Regions from separate parts of the Homo sapiens genome. Here region 2 is linked to region 1. Evidence: chromatin contacts called from ENCODE Hi-C or POLR2A ChIA-PET data. All regions are on one chromosome and are shown on one strand. Each heading gives the region's core, a stretch centred on a gene start or an enhancer-like site at or near the end of the contact. The rest is flanking DNA. Distances are from core to core; before and after follow the strand shown. Region 1 overlaps STIM1 (stromal interaction molecule 1). Region 2 overlaps STIM1 (stromal interaction molecule 1).

Region 1 (6,720 bases), core at 3,502-6,001:
ACTGATAGGTGGAACAGTATTACCTTAGAGGGAGGGAGTGACTGTTAGATCTTATCCTTGGCCTTGGTTATTCAGTATTCTTATTCATGACTTGGATGAGAATATGAAGCTGGGCAAAATAATAGATCTGGTTCCAAATTGAACTGGATAAGGTAGAATAAGAAACCAAATGAAATAACTAGGCTCAATCTGCATACCCACCTTAAGTATTTGAGGTACTGGAAGTGCTCGTTGCATGGAGTCTTGTTTGAATAAGGATACCTTTGACTTTTGGTAAGAATATAAAGGGGATATTGAAGTTGAGAAACCCTAGGAAACCAAGATTAAAAGTCATTAACAAACAGGGGAGACAAAGAATACCCCAGGCTCTGGTAGTGGCTCTGGAGGAGGCAGGTGTGTTCCAGGAAGTAAGGCAACTCACTGTGCTGCAGAAATAGCTCCCCTTGGAACCTGAAAGACAGGAGAGTGATGGCTTACGTATGGCTAGACTTGTAGCCTGCCTGGAGGCTAGGGGATGGCCGCTAGAGGACCCTCAATTTTCTTTCAGAGAGCCTGGAATAAACATATGAAGGACATGGCCACCACCCTGACCTAGTGACCCCCCTCCCTTGGGTGGAAATAGGATGTGTTAATCTGTCTTTGATCCCATCTCATCCCCATGTTCTGCTGCTCAGCCTTTCTGTGAGGAGCTATGATGGTAACTCTTCTTGTCAAACTATAGGCATCAGTATCATATGGTTTCTTTTTCTGGTGTCTTGACCTTCCCTTAACTTGGTGGCTCTACCTGGGTCCTTTTGGATTTCCACCAGCCCCATGTCCTTACTATGTCCAAGGATCATGCCAGTCCTACCTCCTTCTCTGCTGTTTAAGGGCAACTTGCTGTGCACAGAGGGTCATTAGCCCTGGCATAACTCCCTTTTTTCCCTCTTTCTCTGACTCCCACATCCAGGGCTCCTCTGAGCCCACAGCAAAACCTAGACAGAGGATGCAGGAGTAGCTGTCTCCTTCTTATAGTGCCCCTTTCAAGTCTTTTGTGCTGTGGCACAGAGCCCAGATCTGGTATACCAGGAACAATGTTAGTTCCAGAAATGCCTCTCTCCTGATTGGCTAAGTTTTTAGGATGTGGCTTTTGCTTTTTATCTTGTGGTGTCATTTCTTGTTTAACATTTAAATTTTGCTCTGGACAATGGGCATTCTTTGAACCCCAGCTGGTGGCTGGGGCCCTCGTGGTTCACTGAATTGCTACCAGGTGTTCTCTGAAAATAGCTCTGCCCCTCAATTTCTGGTAGGTATAATGTCTCATCCATATGAATGTATTCATGCTATCCTGTTCTAGAGTCTCTGGATTTCACAGTAGCCTAGAAATGTTCTCCATAGATTGAGACTTCTGGACCTTTCCCTGATCTGTGCCAAGAATGGCCTGGTAGTCCAGGATACCTAGTTCCTACAGTGACTTCAGTCCTACAGCCAGAACTGAGGCTTCTGGTGACATTGCTTTATATCCTTTATACCAGTCATCTCCATTTACCTACTGTGGAACTTTAGAATTGCTTACCCTGTATGACAGAAGCCACTACATCTTGGCATATGGGCTCATCCAGCCCAGAGATGGCTGGGGCATATTGAGAAGGCACTAGTTCTCTCCTCTTCACTGCATCTTAAGAAAGTGTGATTTAATAAGCATCCTGTATTGCTGTAAGGCCTCTCATTTCAAAACAAAGCCTTGGCTAGCAGAGAGATAGACATAGAGCTTACTGTAATAGTGTATGGCAAGTGTGTATCTAAGAAGAGAAACTAATTCCTTCTCAGTGGGAGAGTGTGTCTGTTATGGAAGGCTTCATAGAGGAGGGATGCAGTGGAGTCTGCAAGGCTAAGTGTGCAGTGGGCACCCTAACTCATCATGCCCTCCCCTCTCTGGCAGTGACTCGCCATAATCACCTCAAGGACTTCATGCTGGTGGTGTCTATCGTTATTGGTGTGGGCGGCTGCTGGTTTGCCTATATCCAGAACCGTTACTCCAAGGAGCACATGAAGAAGATGATGAAGGACTTGGAGGGGTTACACCGAGCTGAGCAGAGTCTGCATGACCTTCAGGAAAGGTAAGGCCTGCCCCTTCAGGAAAGGTGAGGCCCTGCCAGTTCTTGGGAACCTCCTATTTCCACCTGGGTGTGAGCCACTTGGCCCCTGAGACCTTGTCAGCATGGCAGCCCAGGCTGCATCATCCTTCCAAAACTGCATTGCAAGTTTAGGTTGCTGATATTCCAATTGCTATTGGGCAGTTATTCCTCCTGGGGAGAAACTTGTTTCTATCTTTTTTGCCTCTTAGCTTCAGAGGGAGAAATGTGTAGCTGCCAGAGGTCTTGAGCTTCCCATTGCTTGTTATGGGGTCATTCTTCCTTCTGCCTGTCTCTGGACTGCTTCTCCTAGCATATAAATAGATGTAATGAACTGTTCTTTACTGTTCCCCAAAGAAACCTCAAAACCTTCCTTCTTACTGTCCTTAGTTCTTTCTTATAAGGAGTCTAAATCTCATAAACACTAACTTGCTATATAACTTTGGATAAATTTCTTTCCCTCCCAGGATTTATTTCCTCATTGGTAATATGAAGGGATTGACCTTGGAGAATGCTAAACTCTCCTAGGAGAACACTTCCAACTCAGATGGTCTGGGATTCTGTTAAAATAAAATGTGACTTCAAAACTATGGCAGAAGATTTAACTGTGAAAAGAGAGTGCCCGTCAGTCAGTCAGTCAGTCCTGACGTCTAGGAACCAGTTCTGTGATGGCAGTTATGAGAAATTCACTGGTCCTGAGAAAAAAAACTTACACACCCACAAGAAGCAGCAGTGAGAGCACACTTAATGCAGACTTAGTTCCAGACTCAGCTTATAGGATAAGAATGCTAATGTCTAGAAAGACAAAGAGGTGGATGAGTGGATGTGGGACTCTGAGGAGGTAGCCTTTAAAGATGGGTAGCGAGGTCCTAGGTGTTAAGGTTGAGTGTATAGGGTGGGGTCAGATCCCTGGAACCTTAAGATGCATGTGGGGAAGTTAGTAGGATGCAGAAGGCAATAGAGAGTCAAATCAGGTTTTTTTGGTTGTTTTGTTTTCGAGAAGAGGAGAGGTCTATTCAAGACTGTCTTTTAGAAAATGATTCTGGAAGCCTAGGGACTCTAGTTGGGAAGTCTTTGCAGGAATTCATGTAAAAGGAAATGAAGTCTTGTCTTTTCATTTATTTCTATTTATTATTATTATTATTATTTTGACTCTGGGTCTTGCTCTGTTGCCCAGGCTGAAGTTCAATAGCATGAACATGGCTCACTGCAGCCTCCACCCCCTGGGCTCAAGAGATCCTCCTGCTTCAGCCTCCTGTGTAGCTGGGTGCATGCCACCATGCCTGGCTAATTTTTTTATTTTTTGTAGAGACAGGGGTCTTGCTGTGTTGCCCAGGCTTTTCCTGAACTCCTGGACTCAAGAGGTCTACCTCAGCCTCCCAAAGTGCTGGGATTACAGGCCTGAGCCACTGTGCCCAGCCATTGTGTTATTTTTAAATGGTAAACACTATTTAATTTGGAGGGGTAGGGACAAGACTTCTTGTGAGCCAGGTATTGTTAAATACTTAAATGCATTATTACTTTTAATCACTATGGCCCTTTGAAGTAGGTACTATTAGAGTTGGGGAAATGAAGGCTCAGAGAGGGTAAGTGCTTTGTTCAGGGTCATATATCAGTAAGTAGTGAACTAGGAATTTTGACACTCCAGGGTGCTGCCTCTACTGAGGTAGCAGACTTATTGGATTTATTTCCATGGGCTGGGCTTCTAGGGAGCAAGAGGGGTCTGATCTCTAAGCTGATTCCTGGCTACTTTGCTGGGCCCCTTGTTCTTGGGCCCTTTGCCAGTTAGGAGCTAACTGCTGCTGTCTGAGCAGTCCCCATACCTCATTTGTTTGAAAAACATGTACTGTTTCCATTCCAAAGGCAAAAGAATCTAGGCAGGAGACATTCCAAGTTTGGGGATAAAACTAAGCTCCCAGCACTCCCTGCTCCCTAAAGCTTCCAGAGCTAAATGACCACTGTGGCACTTAGAAAGAGACAAAGACACCCCTCCCCTTTTCCCCCTAGAGATAGGCTTGCACACATGCACACATATATCCTCCTCTGAGTGTCCAGAGCCCACATGCCACCTGGTTCCTCCTTGTATTAACAGACCTGCAATGCCAGCTTTCACAGAGCTTTATTACAGAGTTCCTGATAATTTATGTGAATAAATATAATTCTACATATACAGTCCAGTTAGGATTTCATTGAGTTTCAAGATAATTATTTGAGGCAGGCAGGAATTTTGATTCCCAAAACAGGCAAAACTTGCTCATAGTCACACAACTGCTTAGAGCCAGGACTAATTGCAATGCTAATTGTTGTTGCCTTGGAGTGGGGCAGTGCTTAATTGTATACTTATTTGCTCATTTCTACACCCAACAATGATTATTGTTCTCCATCTCTAACAGACCTTATTGGAACTATGAAAGGGTGTCAGTCTTGATTCTACTTTAAAGGAGCTCGCTATTATTATAAAGGACAGACATATCATAGTATTGGCTTTTCTCAAGAGGCTGCTTTCATAAAAGGACAGTATTTCAGTGAAGAAGTGAATCCTTAATGGTGTAACTTTATATAGTTGGGTCATGGAAGAGTACAGTAAAGGAGGATATTCAGCAAGGGAAGGAGATGGCAGGAAATGGCGCCTCTGATTTGTCTTTGCCTATGCATATATCGCCATCTGGTGTTCATTTTCAGGGGGTTCAACTCCCTTTCTCTTCAGGGACAAATTAGGCAGATCACAATTTGCGGGAAGCTTGCAGCCTAACATTTCCTCTTCTTACCTCCTTGCTTGTTCCATGATGTCTTTTGAAGTCTCCGCCACTGATAGCTCTGGACTTAGAGGTTTTTTTTTTTTTTTTTTTTTTACAGATTGAGTTCTGTTTGTTTCATCTACTTAATTATCTCAGTGGTCAGTGTTCTCTAGGGGTCCTTCTTGTTCTGTAGTCTATCCTTTCTTTTCTATACCTCAAGTCTAAGCTATATATCTTATCTCTTCTTCACCATCCTTTCTCCTTCCTAATCTGGTCCCCTGGTAACCTGGTGGTTTTTACTTAGAAAGGAAGACCAGACAGTAAAGTCCGTTTTCTCTTCCAAAGGGATTAGCAAACTCTCAGTCTTTGTTCTGGGTGTAGCCCAAGTCTCTCTTTCTTTCCCTGACTCCTTTCAGGCAGAGCTGATGACTCCATCTTTTGGGAAGACCCAAGACCTTATATATCTATATCTATCTCTTTCTATTATAGAATTTGTCACACTGAATACAGTTATCTGTCTACTTGTCTTTGTTGGAGTAAATCATGAGCTCCTCAGTGGCAGGGAGAGCTTTCTGATTTATCGCCACGTATTTAGGGCTTAGCACAGGGCTTGGCACTTAGTAGGCACTTGAAAGAACTCGGTGAATGAATAGATGAATGAATGAGTGTATTAACATAGATAGCCGTGTGGAGGAAAGAAGTGAAGAAGCGGGAAGGCTTGTTTAGCTGGATGGAAGGTTTTGTCGGTGAACTGAGGGAATGTGTGTGACGGTGCAAGGGTAGACTTACATTATAACTCATGCCCTTGAGATCTTATCCACTAAGGAAGATACTTAGGAAAGGAACTCAGGGCCTGGGGGCAGCAGGGGACTCTCCTGAGTCCTTTGGCATAAATTTAATTTGTTTTGTGCTTCTGGGAACAGAAGCTCAGGAGTCCAAGAGGACTCCTAGCTCAATAGTTCCTCCTCATCTTCCCTAATCCACCCCTCTGCTACCACCCCAGTCATTTCTCAGCCATTAGGTTTTCCCTGGATCTTTTTGTCAAGCTTGCAGGGTATTCTACATTCATTGAACTTTCTAGATACCACTACATAAGAGGAATAATTGTGGCATTTGAAGTCACACAGATTGGAATTCTAGCCTCAGTTCTTCCTACAAGTTGCAAGACTCTGTATCTGCCTGTCCCAGGCTGATAATGATACCAATATATCATTATCTGCTGGGAGGACAAATGGGAAATACCTTGTAAACTGGTACTTGTTATGATTTTAGTATGAGATAGTTTCGAGGAGGGATTCAGATGCCTGAGAGCCTGGCTTCATAGCCTTGATTACTGGCAGCAAAATGATGGTCAGTGTGTGAATTAGGTAATGACTGTGGTTTCTATGGGCCTTGAGCTAGCTCAGAGCCAGACACACAGCAGAGCAGGGAGAATATATGCTGAGAGTTGGAGCTGTCATTTTCCTCTTTGATGCCATGACTCATGGCATGTTGGCTGGCACCCCCTTGCCTGGCCTCCTCCAGCTCCCTGCATTGCCCCCCCAGGCTGCACAAGGCCCAGGAGGAGCACCGCACAGTGGAGGTGGAGAAGGTCCATCTGGAAAAGAAGCTGCGCGATGAGATCAACCTTGCTAAGCAGGAAGCCCAGCGGCTGAAGGAGCTGCGGGAGGGTACTGAGAATGAGCGGAGCCGCCAAAAATATGCTGAGGAGGAGTTGGAGCAGGTAGGAGAGTCCACAAATTCCTGGACACCTTGACGGGTGGGTAAAGGGCAGGGGCCCAGGGTCTGGCTAGAAAGTTACATGTGTGAGGAATTTGAAATATGATCCAAAGACTATGTTCTAGAGTCACTGGACTCTTACCAACAAT
Region 2 (7,290 bases), core at 1,141-3,640, 190 kb before region 1:
AATTATTACTTCTTCAATGCAAATGAGGAAACTGGGAATTAAAGAGCTTTGGTTACTTGTGGAAGGTCACTCATCTGGCAGTGTCAGTGCAGGGATTTGAAACCAGGTCTGTCTCATTACAGAATGTGTTCCCTTGATGTCCATGTTGCTCTGCAAATGGAAGAGCTGGGATTCAAATGCAGAGTCATGAGAGCAGGGCTTATGTCTTACCTATCTTTGTGTCACCATTCCCTATGACAGTGCTTACCATGTTGTTAGTGCCCAATAAATGCTTGCTGTAAAATCTAGCTCTGCCCTCCCCATAGCTCATGTTAGCTGCAGTGGGTTCCTATTGCTAGCTGCGTCCTGCCCCAGCTGCTCGGCTGCCTATCTTCCCCCGACAGTTTGGCCTTATCGTGCCTACCCATTGTGGCCTCCTTGACATCCCAACACACAGCATCTCCTCTAGTACTGTTGCTTTCCTCTTCTTCATACCTCTTTTTTTTTTTGAGACGGAGTCTCGCCCTGTCACCCAGGCTGGAGTGCAGTGGCGTGATCTTGGCTCACTGCAACCTCCGCCTCCCGGGTTCAAGCAATTCTCCTGCCTCAGCCTCCCGAGTAGCTGGGACTACAGGTGCACACCGCCACACCCAGCTAATTTTTGTATTTTTAGTAGAGACGGGGTTTCACCATGTTGGCCAGGCTGGTCTCGAACTCCTGACCTCAGGTGATCCACATGCCTCAGCCTCCCAAAGTGCTGGGATTACAGGAATGAGCCACTGCGTCCAGCGTTTCATACCTCTTTTCCCTAGCTATACATTTTCCTCTGGCTATGGCTTTCCAAAACCCTCCAATCCTGTTCATTCTTTTCTCTGTAGTTTTTCTGACTTATTCCAGGGACTTCCCTTTCTAGATTATAATCTTCTTAGTCTGTACCATATAATTTGTCACCTAATTATCTACTGTTTCACTTTCTGTTGGTTTCGTGGACATTAATCTTCTCCCCAGCCAACTGATGGTAGTCATATTATAATAACTCCCCAGATTGGTTTGTGCTCTGCACTTTACAAATCACTCCACTGTTTAAGACCTGTCTTTTTGCTTATCATGCCCACAGCTGCTCTGTGAGGTGGGACAGGAGGGGATTGTTATCTCCATATTATTGTAAACAAATTCAAAGAAAGCAGGTGACTTCCCAATGTCATATATGTAATTAGGGGCAGAACAGAAACTATATCTCAGGTTTACTAATTTCTGGCTTAGAATTTTATCTGCAGGCTCTTCTACATTTGTTTTTTTCCTTACCATTTCCCCTCTTGCCTTCAAGGGTCACTCAAGGCAGAACATCTACCTTGTGGGTTTTTAGGAGGTTTGGTTGGTGACCCAGTGAATGGTAAAGTAGCCCAGATATCAATCTTAGGTACTTCTCAGTGGCATCAGTGTTCTGGGTTGCTATTGCCGAGAGAATTCTCTTTCTGTGGCTATTAGGATTAATGTTGAACTAAGAAGCATTAGATTATTATGAATGGTCAGAACACACTCTCATGGAGATCCAGGAAGCAGGACAGGATGTGTGGTGCTGGGCACTTTTGTGTTGTGGCAATGGCATGAGTTTGCAAGCAGTCAGGCCAGAGTTTGAAATCTGGCTTTGCTGTTGTTTGCTGGCCTCATGACCCTTAGTAAATCATTAATCTCTCTGAGCCTTAGGGCCACTGAGAGAATGTATTTAAGGGCCACATAATGGCCTGTGAAAACAGTATTTGTTGTTGGTTTTTATTGCCAATACTACTTTAAGTTTAAGGTGCCTGAAGGGCATTAGAAGCCTGCTAGCACCTGTGACCCTTGCAGGTTACTTCTCGTGTCTTGATTTCCAAGCATTAGTGATGACTACCTTGGAAGCTATTGGCTGATAGAGGATGAGCTTGAATGCTGTTCCCAAAGTCTCCCGTCTCCCAAGTTTCCAGTGCCTTCTCAGGGCAATGAAAATAGTTTGTGGACAGCTGGGGGATGGTTTCAGTGTCAAACTTTGGGAGTAAAATCTTTCATGTTTTTCTGAAGAACTTTGGCATTAGAATTGTTGGTTCTGGAAAGTCAAGAACACAGTTGTTATTGAGAGATTTTAGTTATTTCTGAAACCAGATATTGCTCCAAAGCTGTTTGTTAAATACTTCCCTACTCTTCCTAAACCCCTGCCCCTCCCCAAAAGAAAAATAAATCATATTCAGACCATCGTGCGATGGTTATATCTCTGGCCTCCCTGGTCACCCAGCCTCTAGCTCTCTGCTAGCACCACTCCAAATTGCTGCTTCAAAAGAGGTCAGTCAGCCCCTTTCCCTTACTCCTCAACCATGACCTGGTCTGTCTGGAAAGAGGATGAGATACATGGACCAATACATCCTATTTAAAAGGGAGCTTGCTTTCTCACTAGGGACTTTAGACTGCCTGACACACAGGAAATGACTAGAAAATCTGACCAGTGGAGCATAACTCATTGCTAAAATGGCAGGTTTGGACGGCTGCAGGATGGGAGAGCAGGCTTCCTGAAGAGGCAGGAAGGGGCAGCTGGATGGGAAAACAGTGACTTTTGAGTTTTTCCTTTTAGAGTATGGTGACGTAGGCCGTTTATTAAAAAAAAAAAAAAAAAGGAAAATCACATAACATAAAATTAATCATTTTAAAGTGTACAATTCAGTGGGATTTAGTACTATCATAAATGTAGTTCAAAACTATTTCATCAACCCTAAGGAAATCCATACCTGTTAAGCAGTTGTTCCTAATTCCCCCTCTCCCTTTCCCCTGGCAGCCATCAATCTGTGTATCTGTGTTTTGTCTGTATAGATTTACCTATTCTGGATATTTCATATAAATGGAATCATATGATCTATTGATCATATGATTATTTTATTTTATTTATTTATTTTTTCAAGATGGAGTCTCTCTCTGTTGCCCAGGCTGGAGTGCAGTGGCATGATCTCGGCTCACTGCCAGCTCCGCCTCCCGGGTTCATGCCATTCTCCTGCCTGAGCCTCCCGATTAGCTGGGACTACAGGTGCCCGCCACAGCACCCGGCTAATTTTTTTGTATTTTTAGTGGAGATGGGGTTTCACCCTGTTAGCCAGGATGGTCTCCATCTCCTGACCTCATGATCTGCCCATCTCAGCCTCCCAAAGTGCTGGGATTACAGGCGTGAGCCACCGTGCCCGGCCGATTATTTTATTTTTATTTATTTATTTTTTTGAGATGGAATCTCGCTCTGTAGCCCAGGCTGGAGTGCAGTGGTGTGCTTTCTGCTCACTGCAGCCTCCGACTCCTGGGTTGAAGTGATTCTCCTGCCTGTAGCTGGGATTGCAGGCATGTACTACCACACCTGGCTAATTTTTGTATTTTTACTAGAGACGGGGTTCGCCATGTTGGCCAAGCTGGTCTCGAACTCCTGACCTCAGGTGATCCACCTGCCTTAGCCTCCCAAAGTGCTGGGATTACAGATGTGAGCCACGGCGCCCGGCCTTGATCATATGATTATAATGGGATCATATGATGTATTGTGTCTGGCTTCTTTCACTTAGCATAAGGGAAAGTAAGTTTTAGAGGTTCATCTATATTGTAGCATGTATCAGCACTTCATTCCTTTTTTTTTTTTTTTTTTTTTTTTGAGACAGAGTTTCGCTCTTGTTGCCCAGGCTGGAGTGCAATGGTGCGATCTTGGCTCACCGCAACCTCTGTCTCCTGGGTTCAAGCGATTCTCCTACCTCAGCCTCCCGAGTAGCTGGGATTACAGGCGTGCGCCACCACGCCCAGCTAATTTTGCAGTTTTAGTAGAGACGGGGTTTCTCCATGTTGGCCAGGCTGGTCTTGAACTCCCGACCTCAGGTGATTCGCCCACCTCAGCCTCCCAAAGTGCTGGGATTACAGGTGTGAGCCACCATGCCTGGCCACTCCATTCCTTTTTATGGCTGTGTAATATTTCATTGTATGTTTATACAATAATTTGTTTATCTATTCATCCACACGTGGGCAATTTGGGCTGTTTCCACCTTTTGGCTCTTGTGGATAGTGCTGTTAAGAATTTGTGTGCACCGTTTACCTATGTACCAAACCTACACATCCTGCATATGTACCCCGGAACTTAAAATAAAAAGAAAAAAGAATATGTGTGTACATGTACCTGTTTGAGTACCTGTTTCCAGTTCTTTTGGGTACATACCTAGGAGTGGAATTGCTAGGTTATATGGTAATTCTGTTTAGTTTTTGAGGAACCAACAAACTCTTTTTCACAGCAGCTGAACCACTTTTTACTTATACCAGCAATGGACTAAAGTTCTAGTTTCTCTACATCTTCACCAAAGTTTGTTATTTTTTTTATTATAACCATTCTTGTGGATATGAAATAGTGCCTCACTGTGGTTATGAAATAGTACCTCATTGTGGTTTTGACATGCATTTCTCTAATCTCTAATGATATTGATCATCTTTTCATGTACTTGTTGGTTAGTTGTATATCTTCTTTGGAGAAATGTCTAAGTTCTTTGTCTATTTTTTAAAACTAAGTTGTTTGTTTTTTTGTTATTGTAAGAGTTCTTTATATATTCTGGATACTAGACATTTATCTTTTTTAAAAACATTTTGGGGCAAACCTTTCTTGACTTAAAAATCACCCACTAGCCTTTAAATATACCTAGCTCTTTCATGTCTCAGCCTGTGCTCATGCTTTTCTCTTTGTCTAGAATATCCTTCTTTTCTCTGGTGGTTGAAATTATAATTGTTCCTCAAGACTCAGCTCAAATGTCACTTCCTCCGAGAAGCTCTCTTAATTGGTTTCTCCTCCTTCTTCCACTAGTTAGGTGCTCCCTTCTATGAACATCTCTATAATGGGACACCATTTTTTTTGTTTGTTTGTTTTTGTTTTTTGAGACAGAGTTTCACTCTTGTTGCCCAGGCTGGAGTGCAATGGCATGATCTTGGCTCACTGCAACCTCTGCCTTCCGTTCAAGCAGTTCTCCTGCCTCAGCCTCCCGAGTAGCTGGGATTACAGGCATGCGCCACCACGCCCAGCTAATTTTGTATTTTTAGTAGCGATGGGGTTTTACCATGTTGGTCAGGCTGGTCTCGAACTCCTGACCTCAGGTGATCCACCTGCCTCAGCCTCCCAAAGTGTTGGGATTACAGGCATGAGGCACCACACCCAGCCAATGGGACAATTTTTTATTGTCTGCTTCAAACCACTAAGTTATATTTTCTAGAGTCAGGGATTATATTTGATTCATTTCTGTCTTTAGCATTTAGCATATGACCTGACATTTAGTGGATGTTAATAAATGCTAAATGAAACTTGAGTATAGACTGAAGACTTACTTGATAGTAATGACACCAGACACCATCACTGTAGGAGGGATCAGTTGCGGGCTGTACTAGATGTATTCATATAATAAATATTTAAGACCCTACTGTGTGCCAGAAACTCTGCTTGGTATGCAGTAAAGAATAATAGTCCCTATTGTTTTATATTCAGGTAGGAAGATAGGCAATAAACAAGGAGATAAGTAATATAATGCTTGGTAATCATAAGTGCTAAAAAACAAAGTAAGCAGGGCAAAGGATTAGAGAGTGATGGGGGTGCTATTTTAGGTAGAGGGGTGGGGAAGGCCTCTCATTGGATGGCCCTTAAAATCACCTCACAAGGGTCTGGATCAGGAATCAGAAGTCTTGGGTTCTTCTTCTATCTCTGTGCTTTGTTACTTAGCAAAATTACTTAACATTTCAAGGTTGGAGTTTCTTTGTCTATAAAATGGGTACAAGAGTCCCTGCCCTGGTATTGTGGGAGTGTTGTAAGGATTCAGTGAGTTAATGGACATTGAAAGTGCTTTGTTGTATGGTGAACAGCATGATGTTTGGCTTTCCCTTTCCCAAGTTGAGAGGATGAGTGAGCAGTGTGGGAGCCAGCCAGATGTTTCCAGCACTTTGAAGACAAAAGGAACTGGTTTCTGCTGGGAGCTGTCATGCTAGCTTGCCTGGGACACTGACTTATGCAGTCCTGATCCAGGGGCTGAGAGTGAAACCCATGCCCCAAGTGGTTCTCCATGTACACTGGCAAAAGGGAATAGCCTTGGGAACTTGGGGCCTGTTCTGTTTAGCCCTCCAGGAGGTAGACTGTGGAGACCACTCTTTCTCTCAGTTCAGCCTTATTTCTTGCTATGTCTGAACCTAACCCAAGGGAGTAATAATTAGCAGTCCCCAAGAAGCTTGGGAGGTGGAGGTTGTGGTGAGCTGAGATTGCGCCACTGCACTCCACCATGGGTGACAGAGCCAGACCCCATCTCAAAAAAAAAAAAAGGGGTATGTTTGTATAATGGAATCTTATTTAGCCATTAAATGGAGTTAAGTGTTGATAGATGCCACAACATGGATAAACCTTGAAAACATTATGCTAAGTGAAAAGGCTACATATTGTATGATTCCATTTACATGAAATGTCCAGAATAGGCAAATCTATAGAGACAGAAAGTAGATTAGTGGTTGCCAGGGTGTGGGGGGAGAGGGTAATGAGAAGTTACTTCTAATGGATATGGGGTTTCTTTTTGGGGTAATGAAAATATTCTGAAAAATTAGATTGTGGTGATGATGGGACAACCTTATAGATATATTAAAAATCACTGAATTATAAAATCTAAGAGGATTAATTATATGTCATGTGAATTATATTTCAATATAAACATAGATAATTTTTTTTTTTTTGAGACAGTATCTCACTCTGTCATCTAGACTGGAGTGCAGTGGTGCAGTCATGGCTCACTGCAGCCTTGACCTCCCGGGCTCAACCAATCCTTCCACTTCAGCCTCCCAAGTAGCTGGGGCTATAGACGTGTGCTAGCCTGGCCAATTTTTGTATTATTATTATTATTTTTTGTAGAGACAGGGTTTTGCCATGTTGCCTAGGCTGGTCTTGAACCCCTGGGCTCAAGTGATCTGCCTGCCTTGGCCTCCCAAAGTTTGGGATTACAGGCATGACCCATAGTGCTCTGCCAAACATACATAATTTGAGTTTGCTGAGAACTATTGGTTTAACACAATTGTAGATAATTATAATTTTCTTTTCTGATTGGAAGTCTTCTCCCGGTACTTCAGCTCACAAAGGTGGACACATTCCAGTTTTATTTTATTTTATTTTATTTATTTTATCATTTTATTTTTGAGACAGGGACTCGCTCTGTTGTATAGGAGGCTGAAATATGGTGGCACAATCATGGCTCACTGTAGCCTTGACCTCCTTGGCTCAAGTGATTCTCTCACGTCAGCCTGCTGAGTAGCTGGGAC

What was found. A loop is a pair of places that touch in the nucleus more often than their neighbours do. ChIA-PET counts read pairs that join two places held with the same protein, here RNA polymerase II (POLR2A). Pooled maps may share reads with other maps.
Region 2: a loop to region 1 is called in a map of naive thymus-derived CD4-positive, alpha-beta T cell, with 5 times the contacts of the local background. The contact joins two enhancer-like sites. A Hi-C loop is called at or near these places in 1 of 168 maps with a recorded cell type or tissue (naive thymus-derived CD4-positive, alpha-beta T cell) and 7 of 50 pooled maps. POLR2A ChIA-PET finds 5 or more read pairs at or near these places in 10 of 52 experiments (BJ, Caco-2, GM12878 and 7 more).

Annotation. Positions count from the first base shown.
Region 1 is chr11:4,068,105-4,074,824 of GRCh38, forward strand. STIM1 (stromal interaction molecule 1) reads left to right here. Exons shown (of 13, transcript NM_001382567.1): 6 at 1,922-2,099; 7 at 6,398-6,575. Among named protein-coding and RNA genes, the nearest start is that of RRM1, 23 kb to the right of the region's middle. RefSeq lists an enhancer at 4,615-4,909. Within about 2 kb of position 4,752, at least 2 of the 41 ENCODE cell types and tissues checked have a DNase peak (open chromatin) inside an H3K27ac peak, as active enhancers do.
Region 2 is chr11:3,878,486-3,885,775 of GRCh38, forward strand. All of the region lies in intron 1 of STIM1 (stromal interaction molecule 1), which reads left to right. Among named protein-coding and RNA genes, the nearest start is that of PPIAP40, 11 kb to the right of the region's middle. Within about 2 kb of position 2,391, at least 9 of the 41 ENCODE cell types and tissues checked have a DNase peak (open chromatin) inside an H3K27ac peak, as active enhancers do.